Regions from separate parts of the Homo sapiens genome. Here region 2 is linked to region 1. A link is a loop called in an ENCODE intact Hi-C map of the cell type or tissue named here. Cell type or tissue: CD4-positive, alpha-beta T cell. All regions are shown on one strand. Each heading gives the region's core, and the rest is flanking DNA. Links, peaks and the distances in the headings are about the cores only.

Region 1 (8,346 bases), core at 347-8,346:
GTAAGAGCCAGTTCAACAGGAAGAAAAAGTTGCCTGATCCCATGTTTTCTAAAACATATGCTTTATAACAGTAATCTTGTAAAATGCTTTAAAAATAAAGGATATTTTTAGTGTTTAATTTTTAAGACTTCTTGTTCTGTAAGGCATGATACTTGTAATAAAAAGAGAAAAATCTGATGCTAAGTCTATGCATTGTTCTATTGCTTTTAATTTGCTTTTACCTTTTTTGTCTGAATAGTCATGCTTTCTGGAGGACCTTATAGTCTAAACTCAATGAAAATATAAATACTAATATAGCCTAATCAGAATCAATTGCAACCTCATAATCAATTTTGAATAATTTCACTGTTGAAAATAGCATAATTGATAGCCCAGGTGGCCCCTCCACTCCTTTCTCTCATCAAGCTGTTTGCTTACTTTGTACTAGCTTCAGTATGACTAAACAGCAATTCACCAGAATAAATAAAAATTACAGAGAAGTAAGTAGTGTTTCAATAAAACAAATATTATAAAGAGCCTTTAAAATAAGGGCACAGCTTTTATTCCAATTATAACACTAGTGCATGTTATTGTAAGTAATTTAAACAATAGCTAAATACATTTGTAAATACAATATCTATTCAACAGCTTGGAAACCCTCTCTCTCTCTCTCTCTCTCTCTCTCTCTCTCTCTCTCTCTCTATATATATATATATATATATATATGAATATATATGTGTATATATATATCTATATATGTATACATATATACATATATACACACACACGCAGATATAAGAAAATACATTATAGTGATGAAAATTAATTATAAAAATGATAGATGATCATCAAAAAAGAAGTTTGAAAAACTGGGCCTCTTTCTACACTCTGACCCATTTTTCTGAAACTCTGAATGGCAGCTGCCATTTTGACATGTTTTTCATTTTCTTTTGGCAACAAAACATCAATTTTGTTGGCCTTAATATTTTTATTTCTTGGCAGGTGCCCATCAAAACCTCCCCCCAAAATTTCCTACAACATCTCTAACTGCTTTAAGCTTGTCGAGACATTTCTGCTTAGTCTAGCTTTCTTTGAAATTCCATTTTGATAACCCATCTCATTAAAAAGTACTACAGAGGCCTCATGTTTATTTATGATTTAAACATGGCTCATGAAGCCATCATTCAAATCTCTGAATGCACTTTCTAATATATTTTATAACAAATAAATATCCATATGCTTTTTTATATTCTGATAATGTTTCCATGTGCTCAGCCATCTATATTTAATGAAAAGCTATTTTTTTTTTCCTGGCAAATTTCAAACATCTATGGAGCTAACTAATGTGCAGGCACGGACTTCCTGTGTGACCTTGGACAATCTTGTTACATCTCCGTAGATTATTTAAATCTATGGAATGGAACATTGTAATGAAGATCACTTTTCAAAAATATTGTAATAATTAGAAACTGTGAAGTGGTTCAGATTTATTAGCCTAAGTTTTTACCATTTAGAGATGTCAATCATGCATAGGAGGTACATTAACCCTTTTAAGCCATAAGGTAATCACTCAACAGGTACTTCAGGCTCTTTCTGAAGCAGGACATATCCTTCCTAATGTCTCTTCTGCTCTTGCCTTCCCCAGCTTCCTGCAGCTGTATGGGTAAAGTCATACCCTTGAGGCAGGGAAGCCCTTAGACAGCTGCTCTCCCAACAGGTGGGTTTGCTTTGGGTCTCTCTTCCTGTTGGGCTGCTCTGAGAGATACTTCTGAGCAAACCACAGAGTTCCTGCATTTTTGCCTGAGTCATTCTTGCTGAGTTGACCTTCTCTCCATTCACAGCCAATAATAATTAAACACCGTTTTTTCTGGAATTGCACTTTATGGATCAGCTGGGATGAAAGCATCTTCCTTCCTTCTTTCCCCATCCTCTGCGATAATTTTGTTCTAACAAAGGAATGCTAGCACCAAAATTTCCAGTCCTGAAACCCTTTCTCTTTCCAATGTCCTCTGTAAGCTCGAGTTGTGGGCATCTACTTTGCCCATATTCCAAGGTCTTGCTTAGGTAACCTCTGTAGTCCTTTCTTGAGCCTAGGACTTCTACTTTTCTTACCAGTTACCCTCTTTCAGGACCAAAGCTCAACTCCTCAAGGCCATAACTAGGCCCTCTCCTCTCAAACTGATTTATCAGGTGCCCGAATCTTCCTGAATGTCTGGGATTCAACTTTTCAGCAGTCTTCCTCCCTACGTTCCATCTAATTCTAAGATGAAACCTTCTGATTCTTTGTTGTCCTCTGATCCCTACATGAACCTGAGGCTGCTGTTCCCTGAAGTCTTGTTCTGTCAGCATCCAGGCCTGCTTCATAAAACCTGTCACTCTGCTAATGGTTAGCGGCTGAACAAAGAGTCCTCTGGCCAAATAAGTTTAGAAAAACTCTGATAAAAATATTATTTGGGTTTCCTTTTCGCAGGACTTACCTAAGCCTTTAATATGCATCTACGGAGGTAAAAATAAAGCTATATATTTTTTCCAAAGATATTTGTTGAAGAAACATTTGTCTTCTGCGTTTCTTAAAGGCCGAGTGTTCTATGGAACATACTTTAAAAATCCCTTTTAAAGAAGCTTAGACCAGAGAATCTCCAAGGTCTCTTTCAGTTTTACAGCCTCTGAGTCAACGATTCACCAAAAAATATTTTGGGGGGGAGTGATTGAAGTGGAAAAATGTGTTAGTGTTTAGCCAGCTTTGTCCAAAGGATAAGATGCACTGTATTTTGCTTACTAGGGAGTTATTTTCTATAATGGAAGACAAAGAAAGCACAAGACACCCATGGTTTTGTTTGTTCAATCACTGAGAGTAAGTCTCAATTATTGAGACTTACGATGTGCCGGTGTGCTTAATTCTAGTTATGAAATTTTAATAATGAATAATATAGATTCTATTCCTTATATGAGTTTCCAAAAGCATTGTCCAGAACATCTATATTAAAATATCTTATCATATACAATATATGTAATTTAAAATGCACTCAGAAAATCTGCTTGTTAAAATGCAGATTCTAGTGCTTCACCCTAAATAGTCTAATTTAGACGGGCCCAGGATTTTAAACTAGCATCTTATAGCATACTTATGTACACCAACATGTAAGAACTGCTGCTATTAAGATTCTGGGATGGTGGTTGAGAACAGGAGCTTGTTGTCAGGTGGCTCTAGATTGGACAGAGAAACTCATACTGATAAGGTGAGGATTGTCAGGAAATAAGGCAGGCATCTAGCCTCGCATTAAGATGAGGTATAGAAGGCAACTGATACATACTAAGTGCTCAAAAAATATTAACTCCCTGTCCTCCATCATGGCTCAAGAAAATACAACAGCTGAGCACACCCACGGGTTGCTTACTATTTACTCATCAGTTTAGTGTATCTTATTTTGTTTCCATGTGAATTTACTTGTGAAGAGATGACTGGATTCTCTCCAGAGATAGGAAGATCCCTCCTGGTTTAATTCCTACCTTTATTTATTTATTTTTCAATTAGACTCAGGTATTGATAAAAATTCAAATGTCAGATTACAAAGGTGTGTGGGATTTTTCTTCCCACGTTACACAATTTAAGTCGACTGTTTTCAGATCAAAACTCAAGACAACTCCTTCACCACATTTCCTGTTTGTAACTGAAACAAAGTACACACAAAAGATTTTAAGAAACAGAAGAGAAAAGAATCCGAGGCACAGATAAAGATAAGTTTTACTGTCATGCTGCTTTTAACATAACAGAGCAACATCACCTAGGAAAAAAGTTTGTAGGAGGATTTTTAATCCATATATTTGTCTTATGGCTAGATAAAGATTTCTCTGAAAAAAAGAAGCATGTCAGGTAAGTGGCATTTTAAACTTTTTGTTCCATTTGTGTGTCTAAAAATTCACTTAATTTCTAAGTCCTAACGAGAAGACCCTTAGTATTTAGAAAGTAGTTATTTTAAAAATGTTGGATAACTTTTAGTGTAATTAAAATATATTTTGAAACATGTTAATGAGTATAAGTTGACATTTTTCTTTTGAAAGAAAAATGTGGACAGCATTTTAGAACGTAAATCTAATTACAGCTGTTCAGTAAGTGTTCACTGATAATTATGCCATGTGAAGTACTTGTTATTTTTAAAGAAGCTTTTGTTGACTATGTGTATTCCTCTTTAGTTTAGTTTAGCTATTAAACAGGATAAGTGTAATTCTAATTCCTCAGAGATTAGGCACTATAGTATTTTCTAGAAAGCAATGCAATTGTCAACATTCAGAGAGACAACAATTTTGAAAAGGCCAGTGAAAATTCAATTGCTGTGAGATTAATCATGAGGGTTAGATCCATATTCACTCGCTGTTGTGAAAGGGTTGGATCCATATTGACTCACTGTTATGAATCCATGTTGATGGTTCATTCCTCCTGTATTATTTTATGTACTTTTAATTTATTAAATAAACATCTTTTTGTTGCAAAAGGAAACATGCATATTATGTAATGTGGGAGAACTGTGAAATATATATATTAAAAATTCATACGTATTTTCCATCACCTTAAAAACACAAAATATGTTTTATTTCCTTTCAAATTTTATTTATATACATTCTATATAGTTTGCTTTTCATAACTGAAATAATAATGTACATAATATATCCAGCTTTTTTCACTAACATAACCATGTCCCTTTTAATATAACTTCTGCATAATCATTTTAAATGAATGCACAAAAATGATATCTATTCAGTTATAGTTTAGTCATTTGTTTATTGCTGAACATTTATGTTGTATACAGTTTTTTTTGTTTGTTTTTTTTTGAGACAGAGTCTCTCTTTGTTGCCAGGCAGGAGTGCAGTGGCGCAATCTTGGCTCACTGCAACCTCTGCCTCCCAGGTTCAAGCGATTCTCCTGCCTCAACCTCCTGAGTATCTGGGACTACAGGCGCGTGCCACCACGCCTGGCTAATTTTTGTATTTCTAATAGAGACAGGGTTTCATTATGTTGGCCAGGATGGTCTCGATCTCTTGACCTCATGATCCGCCCGCCTTGGCCTCCCAAAGTGCTGAGATTACAGGCGTGAGCCACTGCGCCCAGCCCTGTTGTATACAGTTTTTAAAAATATTTTTACATGACAGAAAGATGAACAACTCTATAGCTTTTTCTGTAGTAAGGGTTATTTTTTCAGAAAACTTTCTAGAACTGAAATTATTAAGAGATTATGGCATTTTAAGTCTCATTATTGCCAAATTGCTTTTCCAAGAGTGATGCCAATTCCCTCTCATTCTAGCAGTGCTTCTCCTTCACAGGCTGATCTCCTTTAAAAAATCGTCACTAATCTCATAAGCACAACATGCTAACTCATTGTTCAATATGCATTACTTTGATTATAATGAGGTTGAACATTTTTGCATGGATTTTTAAACTGTTTATAGCTATCATTTGTGATAGTCTGATGACCTCTTTTGCTTAATTAGTATGCTTTGTACTTTTAATACCAATTTGTATAGGCCAGCTATGGAGTAAAGATTGCATATATTATAATTTCTGTGAATTGGCTTCCATTGTTCTGTTTGATGGATCTTAAAACCAATTGATTACATAAATCACACAGGGACCATAAGCTGGCATACAATTTTCATACCTCTCCTTATCTTTCCCAGTTCATACTTTAGCAAAGAACAAAAACAAGTGTCCCAATTTTTCTAGTGCCCTGCAAGAAATGAACATAGCATTACTAAGTATAATTCCATGAGCTGATGATGATGGGGAACTCAGAAAGCATGGGAAGACCAAAGACGGTGAATATGACATTCCTCTATTTTCAGGACTAATTAATTCTAAATTTAGAACAGATATGGTAACATTTCCTCCATCGCATTTTGTAGTTCAGACTTCCCCTTTGGGTTTAATACAGGAGCTCCTACATCAACAGTTGAGAACTTTTACAATTTCACAGAAGAGATGCAAAGACAAAGTATTTAAAAACCTCACAGGTATTAAAAGTCAAAACAAAACAAAATTTCACATGAAGGAAGAGAATCAGATGATAGTATTTTTTATATTTAGATAGGTAAAATAAAAAATAAAATAAATTTGAACACACACAAAAGAATAATTATTTCTAGTTAAGTAAAACTACGTATGAAAACAAAAACCCAAGTATTTTCTTTTTTCCTACCTATATGCCTGTAGTCACTGCATCATCCATAATGTTCTGGTATCATAATTCCTGCTGTGTTTCTGCATTTACATAAAATCTGTATTAATGGAATCAAATGGTGAAAACAAGTCTTTGGTCTATCATTAATTTAAATAATGATTCACAATTTAGTTTACTCATCTTCATTTTTTTTAAAAAAAAGGAGTCTCATTGTCTTTACTCAGTTTTATCTTCTCTTGAGCCTCATCACCTTTTGAGGACAATGAAATCCTTTCTTTTAGAGACTAGGTGGGACTAACGTGTAAATTATCTTTTAAACTCAGATGGGTCAAAGACAATGTTTCTCCATTTAATTTAGGTAATATTATGAATTGGGCAGTGTTTTTAAGGAAAGTCAATCCAGGAAAGATTGTCAATTAAAGATCATAGTTCCAAGAAATAAATGTCCCCAAGTTGCTAGTGAATAAGAGAAATCATTATTCGGCACTTTCCCAGACATTTTTGATTACACTTAATCTTCTCAGCATTCCTGAATTAAAGGGAAGAGATGACAAAATTAATAGGCCTTCTTGAAATATTAAAAGAAACATCATAAAGTATTTTATTGGATGAAAGTTGCCATACAACCATGCCATCTTCAGAGGATCTTACTAAGGTTCTTCTCAAATAAGAAACAATAAGTATACATATAAATGAAGTCACTAAATACAGAGAAAGACAAGTTCATCTACAGCAGCACTTTAATCTCAGTAGAATTTCTGAGGTTTACCAATCTCAGGTAAAGTTTAATTGTAGAAGCAATGAAGAGTCTAGCATTGGAGGAATCATAATTTACTCTCTTCTGTCCTCCACCTCACTCTCATATTTATACTTTCTTCAATTAAATTAAGTAAAGTATTGATTGAGGGGAATCATGATGTGCTAGGAAGAGGTAGCCTTAATGTAACACAGATGAAGATATGAAATCCAGTTTTACAATTGTCTTAGTGAGATTCAGCCACACAACTGGTGACTACTCTCATTCCCTTTTCCACAGTTTGAAAATAGGTATCCAAAGCTAATATTACTATTTTCTCTTTCCCCATCACAGCCCACTCCCCAACACACACCATTTACTTCTCAAATAACCCCCTGTTCATAATAGACACATAAGGTCAGTGGATTTCAGATTTGCATTAAAAACAGCATGGTATTTTACTTGAAAGCCTGGAACTGATTTGCGAGCCCCCTCCTGTGCTAATATCCATGATTCAAATGTCTTTTATTGTGGGATGATGGGTAGTGGTTGGGATTGTGCGTGTAGTGATCATGTGTCACGTTCAAAAAATCATCAAGAATGTGCCTTATTTAGCACCAACCACCACCATGGTAAGAAAAACTCATTTTATAAGTAGACTCATGGGGATCATAATACTGCTATTGAGATTTCTGGGTGCCTAAAATAAATATACACATTCATGGAATGCAAAAAGACGTTCATTGCTCTGACAGAGTTTACAAGCCAAGGAAAGCCATTAAGAGAAGCTATATGCTGTAATATACTATAAACTCATACACTTGTCTCAGTTAAAGATAGCCTGAAGTAAAAACAATTAAGGCATTATATTTATTGCTTTTTCTATTGCTAATTGTTTAAGTAAAGGCTTCTGTGTAAATCAAATCTGCCAGCAGAAAGACATTATATTTGCTTAGCTGGGTTTCCTTCCAGAGCACATGCAATTGTGAATTTCAAAGACAGTGCCTGCCAATTACTGTTGGCTTTAAGGGAGTCAGAGGTTTTATAATTAAACCCACCACTATTAGCCCCTGGTAGTTGGAAGCTGGAGAGAAACTTAAATCATGATTTTCCTAGCTGCCATTCCTCTCTGATAATTTCTCGAGTTCTTCGGCTTTTTAACAGTGTAAATAGCTGAATTCAAATTGTGTGGGAGTTTTTTTAAATTGATCAAAGCTATATAAATGAAAGTAATTACAATTAATGAATATTGATACTAAAGGTTACACTTGTTGGGTAAAAAATTTTAAGCACTTTGTGCATCCAGTATTCTAAGAGGCACTGTCTGTACTAAGTAGATACCCACAGGAATATGGAGATATTTATACTGCATATTTAGAATTACTGGGTAAGGGGAGGTATAAAGTATGTGTGTATGTGTGTGTGTGTGTGTGTGTGTGTGTGTGTGTGTGTACGTTT
Region 2 (8,346 bases), core at 103-8,102, 330 kb before region 1:
TTAGAACTTTCCTTCAATGCCCTGCCTCTCTCTTGTTCCTTCCAGCAACAGATCACTAACTGGCTATATGAGGTCAATTATTTTGCCTTTCGTGGTTATGGCAGAAAGCACCATATCTGCTGAGTTGCTTGTTTCTGTGATCCCACAGGTTCTGACTTTATTCCAGAGGAGACACATTTCAAAGACTGGTGAAAAGAAAGGTTTAAGAAAAGCCACCTCACCATAAAATTGCATCCTAAGAATCCACTGCACAAGGTGTGCATTCTCATACACCCCAGGAGGGAAAAAATTGGTACAATCTTTCTAGTGGTTAATTTAGAATATGTACCAAGAGACTATAAAAAATTCATAATCCTTAGTATTTTCACTTCTAGGAATCTAGCATAAGGTGAATCTGATATACAGAAAAAGTGTTTAGCTACAGAGATATTCACCTCAGTGGGAGTGAAAAAAAACTTGAGTCTAACACTAAGAGAATAGCTCAATAAACAACAGGACAAATGCCTGATAAAATCTTAAGTATCCACTTAAATGTTTATGAAGAGTTCCTAACGATATTTGAAATGCTTAAACGATTAAACTGAGAAAGCAAATTCTATATGCCAAATGTCTATGCAGCATAATTACAGTCTTTTGGTAAAAAACAAAAAACACTAACATGACCATACAAAAGCAGCTGCAAATAGATAAAAACAGAATAAAAACTGTAAAGATATACACCAAATAAAAGAGATGTTTGCCATTGAGTTGAAATATCTTTCTACTTTTTCATAGCTTCCAAAGTTACTATATTGACAATGTGCAGTTTTCTCATAAATAAGTAAACTTTGGACAGAAGCAGCCCTACACCCCTACGGAAGCAAGACCACTTCTCTGGGTCCCTAAGAACAGAACTCTAAGATTCTGTCTTTCATTTCTCATTGCCATTACCAGATTTTGCTTTGACAACTAACAAGCCTTACTTCTGTGGCCAGCAATTCTTCAGCATCATCCAAGCTCTCCACAGTAACTGCTCCACAGGAGCAAAAGTGGAAGTCTGAGGGATTTGCAGATACCAGGAGCAGGTCTAGAGTGGGAAAACGATTCGTTAAACAGCTTAAAGAAATCTGCAAGGCCTTAGAAAATAATTGGTCAATATTCGCAGTTTAGTCTACAGTTTATATCATACTTGTAAACAAGCCAAAATAAAATCCATATTTTAGACCCAAACTTCTACAATCAATGTTTGCCCTCTATTAACTTGTCAGTCATGTGTTAATGCCTCCCAAGAGAAGACAGGCTGGCAAATTCAAAAAGCGGATTCAATTGCAGCAGTTTCAATTGGTGTAAAAAAAAACAAAAACAAACAAACAACAACAACAACAACAAAAAGACACGTAATGTGTGTTGGCAAAACTCTGAAAACAGGAATTTGGCCTAGATTTATGACTGAGGGCTGGAGGATAAAAGTATTTTGTAAAATTATAAGTAGAACAGACCTGAGCTTCAAAAGCTACGAAGCAGCCAGAAGCTGGGGTCAGCGCCCAGGGAACATTAGCAGGGCAACCCTGTCACATCACATCCTCGCTATTAGAGAACTGAGTCTGTCTTTCAAGGGATCCATAAATCAGCTGCTGTGTTCAGTGCTGCACCCTGATATGTCTAAGAGTCCTGACATGATTCACTTAGTCAGGAAACATAATCCAGGCTGAAGCAGAGGCAGGCTGTCAGCCGCGCATCATCAGCTGACTTGGCAGAATCACATTAACCTTTCACTGTCCAACACTTGCTCCCAGTGAAGTTTTTTTGAGCTGATCTTATTTTTCTATTTATTGCTCAATAAAGTGAAAATCGGTTATCTTGAACTCCAAATCTCAGAAACAAAGAAATTGGGCTACATAAATGTTCATAGCAGTTTTGTTAGAAAACAAGTCAAATAACCATCTGCAGTTGAATGGGTTAACAAACTGTTGTATATTCATACAGTGGATTATTATTCAGCAAACAAAGGAATAAGCTATAAATACGTGCTAGAACATGGAAGAATTTCAAAATAATTATGCTGGGTAAAATAAGCCTGACAAGAAGAATATACACTCTATGATTTTGTCTTTAAACATTCTAGAAAATGCAAACTAATCTGTGGTGACAGAAAGCATATTAGTGGTTACTTAGGGACTGGGGCTGGGAAAGGAGGGCTCCAATGAGTGAAAAGGGACAGGAGGGAGGTATTATAAAAGATCCAAGGACACTTTTGAAAGTATACATGCATTATGTTGATTGTGGTGACAGTTTCATACACACTCATATATATGTTAACACTTACCTGTTATATACTTAAAACACGTGCAGTGTACTTTAGGTGAAAAGAACATCAATAAATTTGTTTTATAAAACTTTAAAAATAAAATTGGCCTAGCTTAAATCCAGCAGAAGGTGAATATGTGTATTTTAATAAAAATATCCTGTAAAAATTTTTACAGTACTTGTTTTTGAAATGATTTTTATTTTTTAAATTGACAATTTAAAATTGTATATATTTATGGTGTACAACATGATGTTTTGATACATGTATACATTGTGGAATGGCTTATTCCAGCTAAGTAATGTATCTGTCATTTCACATACTTTTTTTTTTGTGGTGAGAATATTTAAAATCTACTCTGTTAGCCATTTCAAGTATATAATACATTGTTATTAACTATAATCACTATGTTGTACAATAGATCTTCTGAACTTATTCAACTTTTTTAGATTCTACATGGGTGAGATCATGTGGTATTTGTCTTTCTGTCCCTGCCTTATTTCATTTAGCATAATGTCCTTCAGGTTCATTCATGTTGCCATACTTGACAAAAATAACAAGATTTTCTTTCCTTTTCTTTTGAGGCAGGGTCTCATTCTGTCACCCAAGCTAAGGTGCAGTGGCATGATCACAGCTCACTGAAGCCTCAATCTCCCAGGCTCAAGTGATCCTCCCACCTCAGCCTCCCTAGTAGCTGAGACCACAGGTGTATGCCACCATGCTCAACTAATTTTTAAATTTTTTGTAGAAACGGGGTCTTGCTATGTTGCCCAGGCTGACCTTGAACTCCTGGGCTCAAGCAATCCTCCCTCCTGGGCCTCCCAAAGTGCTGGGATTACAGTCATGAGCTACCATACCCAGCCAAGATTTCCTTCTTTTTTTAAAGGCATAATAGTATCCTATTGTGTATATATACCACATTTTCTTTATCCAGTCATCCTTCATGGACACTTAGGTTTTTTCTCTATCTCGGCAATTGTGAACAATGCTGCATTGAACATGGAAGTACAGATACCTCTTCAGGATACTGAGTTCATTTCCCTTGGATGTATTCCCAGTAGTAGATGACTGGATCATATGGTAGTTCTGTTTGTAATCTTTTGAGTGACTTTCATACCATTTTTCATAATGACTGTAGTAATTTACAGTTGACTCAACAGTGAAAAAGGGTTGCCTTTTCTTCACATCTTTGCCAACATTTGTTATCTCTTGCCTTCTGATAGTAAGACAATATCTCATTATGGTTTTTGCTTTGCATTTCCCTGATGATTATTGATGTTGAGGCTTTTCTCATAGACCTGTTGGCCATTTGCATGTCTTCTTTGGAGAGATGTCTGTCAGGTCCTTTATCCATTTTTTAATCCAGTTGTTTTCTTGCTATTGAGTTGAGTTCTTTATATATTTTAGATATTCAGCCCTTATAAGATGTACAGTTTGCAAATATTTTTTCCTGTTCATTCAGTAGATTCTCTCTTGATGATGCACAATTGTTGTATACTTTATGAAGTGAATACACAGGGTTGAGGCCAAATGTCAAGGATTCCAGGACGGAAGGACCTCTTGGTCACTTACCATCACTCCTGGAATTTATACACTAGTTGAATAGCAAGAATAGACACAATAAATAAATAGAAAGAAAAAAAGTCAAAAGAAAAAGAGGAGAAAAGGGAAAATATATGTAGGACCAAGCTATACAGACGGCAGTAAGAACTAAGGATTTTGAATGAGCCCTGTCCAAAAGAACTGAAGAAATGAGCCTTAGCTATGCCTGGAACAAGGGTCAGATATAATTGAGAGCAAAGGAGTGAAGGGGTGCTCATGGCCATGTAGAGGTCAAATAGGGGCTGGCTCTGAGGTAACATGTCACCTCATTTCCTTCGCTCCTTCAGTGGGTGACCAGCCTCTCTGCTGTGATTTCCATACCCAATTCTTTTGTAGTATGGACAAATCCTCATATTTCAGGATATGTGGACATCATCCTCATATCGTTAAGATATGCCCTCTTGTATTAAGCCTCAGGATACTCTGAAGCTCTTCTTTAGCAAACATGGATGGTAAGAGTTCCAGATCATCTTTTAAAATGTCCCCCAAAAGGACAATGGGTGCTAAAACAGGTAGACTGACAATACCCAATTTGGACCACCAGATGTCAGACTTTGCACAGTAATCAATCTCAGCAACCCCCAAAGACCGAAGAAGATAAATGAACTCAGGATAAGCATGCATTTTCCATAGCAGCCCAAAGGCATCAGATGCTTCTATTAGTAAACAGAGTTGCTCTGAAAATAATCTTGCAGTCTCTGCTGGTACCCACATTAGATCTTACGTGTCAGTTGCTCTATACCATCCAGAAACACATGTCAAGAGTGTTAGATTTGATAGGACTAATCAATGGAAGATCAAAAAAAATCCTGTTCCAGGTTGAGGTGGAGAGAAGGTGGGGAGGAGAATACGTGCTGCTTACATGACACCAATTACATCTATGGCAAAAATAATTGTCTCGTTTGCAGAGCTTTCCCCATTTGGTAAGGGTACTTTAAAAACCAAGTAGTCAAAACACTGCTAGATTTATACCATACTTAGTCTAAGCATAATGGACTGGGAGAATTGTTCCCATCAGTTTACTAGCCTGGATCTGTAATCTTACCCTATGTCCACTTCTGTGGGAGCATTGTTGTCCTCAAAGGCTTACCTCAAATGCAATACCTCGGAAATCAAATCAGCGTGTAGTTCTCCCCTTCCAATGACTTCCTATGCCACTTTAAATGGTCTGCCATGGCCTGCAATGCACTGCATGGTCTGGCCCCTGCCTATTTTACCCTACGTTACCCTCTCTACTCTACCACCCACAGTGGCCATTTTGCTATTCCAAGAATAAATCAAATGCATTATTGCCTCAGGACCTTTGTACTCACTGTTCCCTCCTCCTGGGATTTTATTCCTGGAAATCTTTGCCTACTTGCTCCCTTACTCATTGAGGTGTCTGCAAAGAATGTTGTCTTTTCAGAGAAATTCCCTGACAATTTCATCTAAAATAGAACTATCCACAACCCTACCAAACCCCATTTCTTTCTGTCCCCTCACTGTACTTTATTGTTCTTTATAGACCTGCCATATAACCTACAAAGAAATTAGATCATGGTTTTTTTTTTTTCTTTTTTGAGACAGAGTCTCACTCTGTTGCCCAGGCTAAAGTGCACTGGCACATTCTCAGCTCACTGCAACCTCCGCCTCCTGGGTTCAAGTGATTCTCCTGCCTCAGTCTCCTGAGTAGCCAGAATTACGAGCACCTGCCACCATGCCTGGCTAAGTTTTGTATTTTTCGTAGAGACTGGTTTTTACCATGTTAGCCAGGCTGGTCTCAAACCCCTGACCTCAAGCAATCCATCTGCCTCAGTCTCCCAAAGTGCTGGGATTACAGGTAGGAGTCACCACGCCCAGCCTAGATCATGTATTCTTTACTCATTTGTTGCCTGTCTTCCATACTAGACTATAAGCTCATATGGGCAGAGGCCTGTCTACCTCGTTCACCACTGTACCCCCTATGATTAAAAAGCAGTGCCTGGTGTACACATAGCAGCTCCATAATAAATATTTGTTGAATAAATACATGAAATTCATTCCCTTATTCCACATTTTTTTTCTTATTTTATGTTTATGGCACTATCATTCTCCTAATCAAATCACAAAACTTGGGGATATTTTTGACTGACTCATCACTCTTCCTCATTCTTACATTCAGTCTCTACCAAGACCTGTCTATTCTTCCATGCATCTATCCCTTTTCCCCCACCCTTCCATTCTCAGACACTCTCTTAGATCACTGTCTTGTCATCTCATACTGGGACATTTGCAATCCCTTCCATCCAAGTCTCTGCCTCCACACCATCCTGCCCATTACCAGCTTAATCGTCCCAAACACTGCCTTCAATAAATCATGACCTCCTATTGCCGCACCCCCCACAACACACTTGCTCTGCCAACTCCCTGAGTTCAGAAACCATCGGAATAAAATCTCCACTATTCCTCTGTGCAAACCTTTTCCTTTAATCAACCTGGTCTCTCTGTTCCCTGCTCCTGCTTTGCCCTTTCCCAACATTGTGTACACTCTTCCTCCTACCAGAAGTAGCCTCCACTCTTCACTTTGTCTGACTGAATCCCCTTCCCATTCTTCATATCCCAACCTAAATTCCCCTTCTTTATAAAACTCCCTGAGCCAGACACGGTGGTTCACACTTGTAATCCCAGCACTTTGGGAGGCCAAGGTGGGAGGATTTCTTGAGGCCAGGAGCTTGAGACCAGCCTGGCCAACATGGTGAAACCCCATCTCTATTAAAAAAGAAAAAAGAGAGAAAACTCCCATTGACCACCACACACTATGATGCTATTTCCCTCCCCTGGTCCTTATCTATACCACCCATGTAGCTCTAATTAAGGCCTTAAATTAATGCTTTTATACACACACACACACACACACACACACTCACTCACCTCTGCTGGGCATCCTACCCATTTCCAAATACTCTGCTTCTTTTTGCTACCAAATTGAAAAAGAAGTGTTGCTATTTACTGTCTGTCCATATAAAATTATACAACACTAGTTCTATAATTGATTCAATTCCCTAAGTTTTAAGGATGAATATACTGAGGTCTAAATAGGCTAAGAAACTTACCGAATAACACTTTTTCATCCCCCAAATATGACTTATTTTTCTTGTTTTGGAATAACCCTAAGCTCCAGAATCCTACACTTACCATGAAGCTCTTTTTGTCCAGATAGAATTTGATAGAATATGTGGTAGTTCCTCTCTCCAGCCTGCTGGAAAATCACCCTGGACTTTTCAAGCAAATCTGGATGATGAGAAATGAATAAAAATTCATACTTAGGCATTCTTGCAAAATGTAGAAGAAAAGTAATCAGGCTGAGCGCAGTGGCTCACAACTGTAATCCCAGCATTTTGGGAGGCCAAGGCAGGAGAATCACTTGAGGCCAGGAGTTTGAAAACAGCCTGTGCAACATAGTGAGACCCCATTTCCACAAAGAAAAATTTTTAAAATTAGCTGGGCATGGTGGCACATGCCTGTAGCTGCAGCTACTTGAGAGGCTGAGGTAGAGGATTGCTTGATCCCAGGAATTCGAGGCTGCAGTGAGCCATGATCATGCCACGGCACTCCAGCCTGAACAACAGAGTAAGACCCTGTCAAGAAAGAAAAGAAAAGAAGGAAGGAAGGGAGAAAAAGAACGAGAGAGAGAGAAAAGGAAAGAAAGAAAGAAGAAAAGGAAGGAAGGAAGGAAGGAAGGAAAGAGAAGGGAAGGGAAGGAAGGGAAGAAAAGAAAAAAGTAATCAGACAGTGCAATGACTACTTACAGATATCAATGTCCACAGATGACAGCATGCCTCTGGCACCAAAGTGCATCCTGATGAATTTGCCCTAGTGTGGACACAGAACACAGTCAGACACAAAACACAGTTTCCTATTCACATTTTCCAAGCACTTGCAATGGCTTCATTATATGTAACTCTCAAAAGGACTACTTCCCCAGAAGTAAAAAACAAACAAAAAAAAAAAAGAAAGAAAGAAAAGAAAAGAAGAGAAAAATGCAATGTGGGTTTGAGATGAGACAGCACCAGCTAATATCTGGAGGAAGCCAGAATGATTGTCAGGACTAGCAGTGGTTCTGGCTTGTAGCCCCAAATCTGCTGATTGCTACCTGTGTATTCTTGTGGGCATTGTGAAATCTCTCTGGGCCTCACTGTTCTTATCTAAAGATGAGAAAAATATTTCCTCAGCATATTTGTTTATTCATGCAACAAACATTCATTGAGCATCTACTAAGATCCAGGTAACCTTCTAGGCACTGGAGATACCGCACAAAAAAAATAGACATGGCCCCTACCCTCATGAATCTTATAGTCTACTGGATAAGCAGCTACTGCAACAGCTCTGACATAAAATCACAAGAAAAGCCAATATCTTAGAATTTAGAAAGTCAGAGAAAGGGGGGGCATAAAATGGAGTCGAAGAGGTAGACAAACTCCATATCATCTAAGCCATGTAGA

The links. Hi-C counts contacts between places; a loop is a spot of excess contacts. Peaks named below come from ENCODE experiments on the same cell type or tissue, not always from the same donor. Only the 100,000 strongest peaks of a DNase experiment are listed, where the experiment ranks them.
Region 2: it touches region 1 in a loop (2.8-fold over the local background); 11 of 110 quality-filtered maps call a loop at or near these places.

Annotation. Positions count from the first base shown.
Region 1 is chr3:108,819,082-108,827,427 of GRCh38, forward strand. It overlaps TRAT1 (T cell receptor associated transmembrane adaptor 1), which reads left to right and starts at 3,705. Exons shown (of 6, transcript NM_016388.4): 1 at 3,705-3,853. The coding sequence starts at 3,847. In CD4-positive, alpha-beta T cell, for the core only: no CTCF peak of the experiment used is centred there; DNase peaks (open chromatin) are centred at 1,700, 3,160 and 3,620; H3K4me3 peaks cover 6,653 bases; H3K27ac peaks cover 5,073 bases.
Region 2 is chr3:108,485,461-108,493,806 of GRCh38, forward strand. It overlaps MYH15 (myosin heavy chain 15), which reads right to left. Exons shown (of 41, transcript NM_014981.3): 8 at 7,654-7,717; 9 at 7,040-7,135; 10 at 963-1,066. Among named protein-coding and RNA genes, the nearest start is that of MYH15, 21 kb to the right of the region's middle. In CD4-positive, alpha-beta T cell, for the core only: CTCF peaks have their summits at 4,392 (motif pointing right) and 4,599; a DNase peak (open chromatin) is centred at 4,431.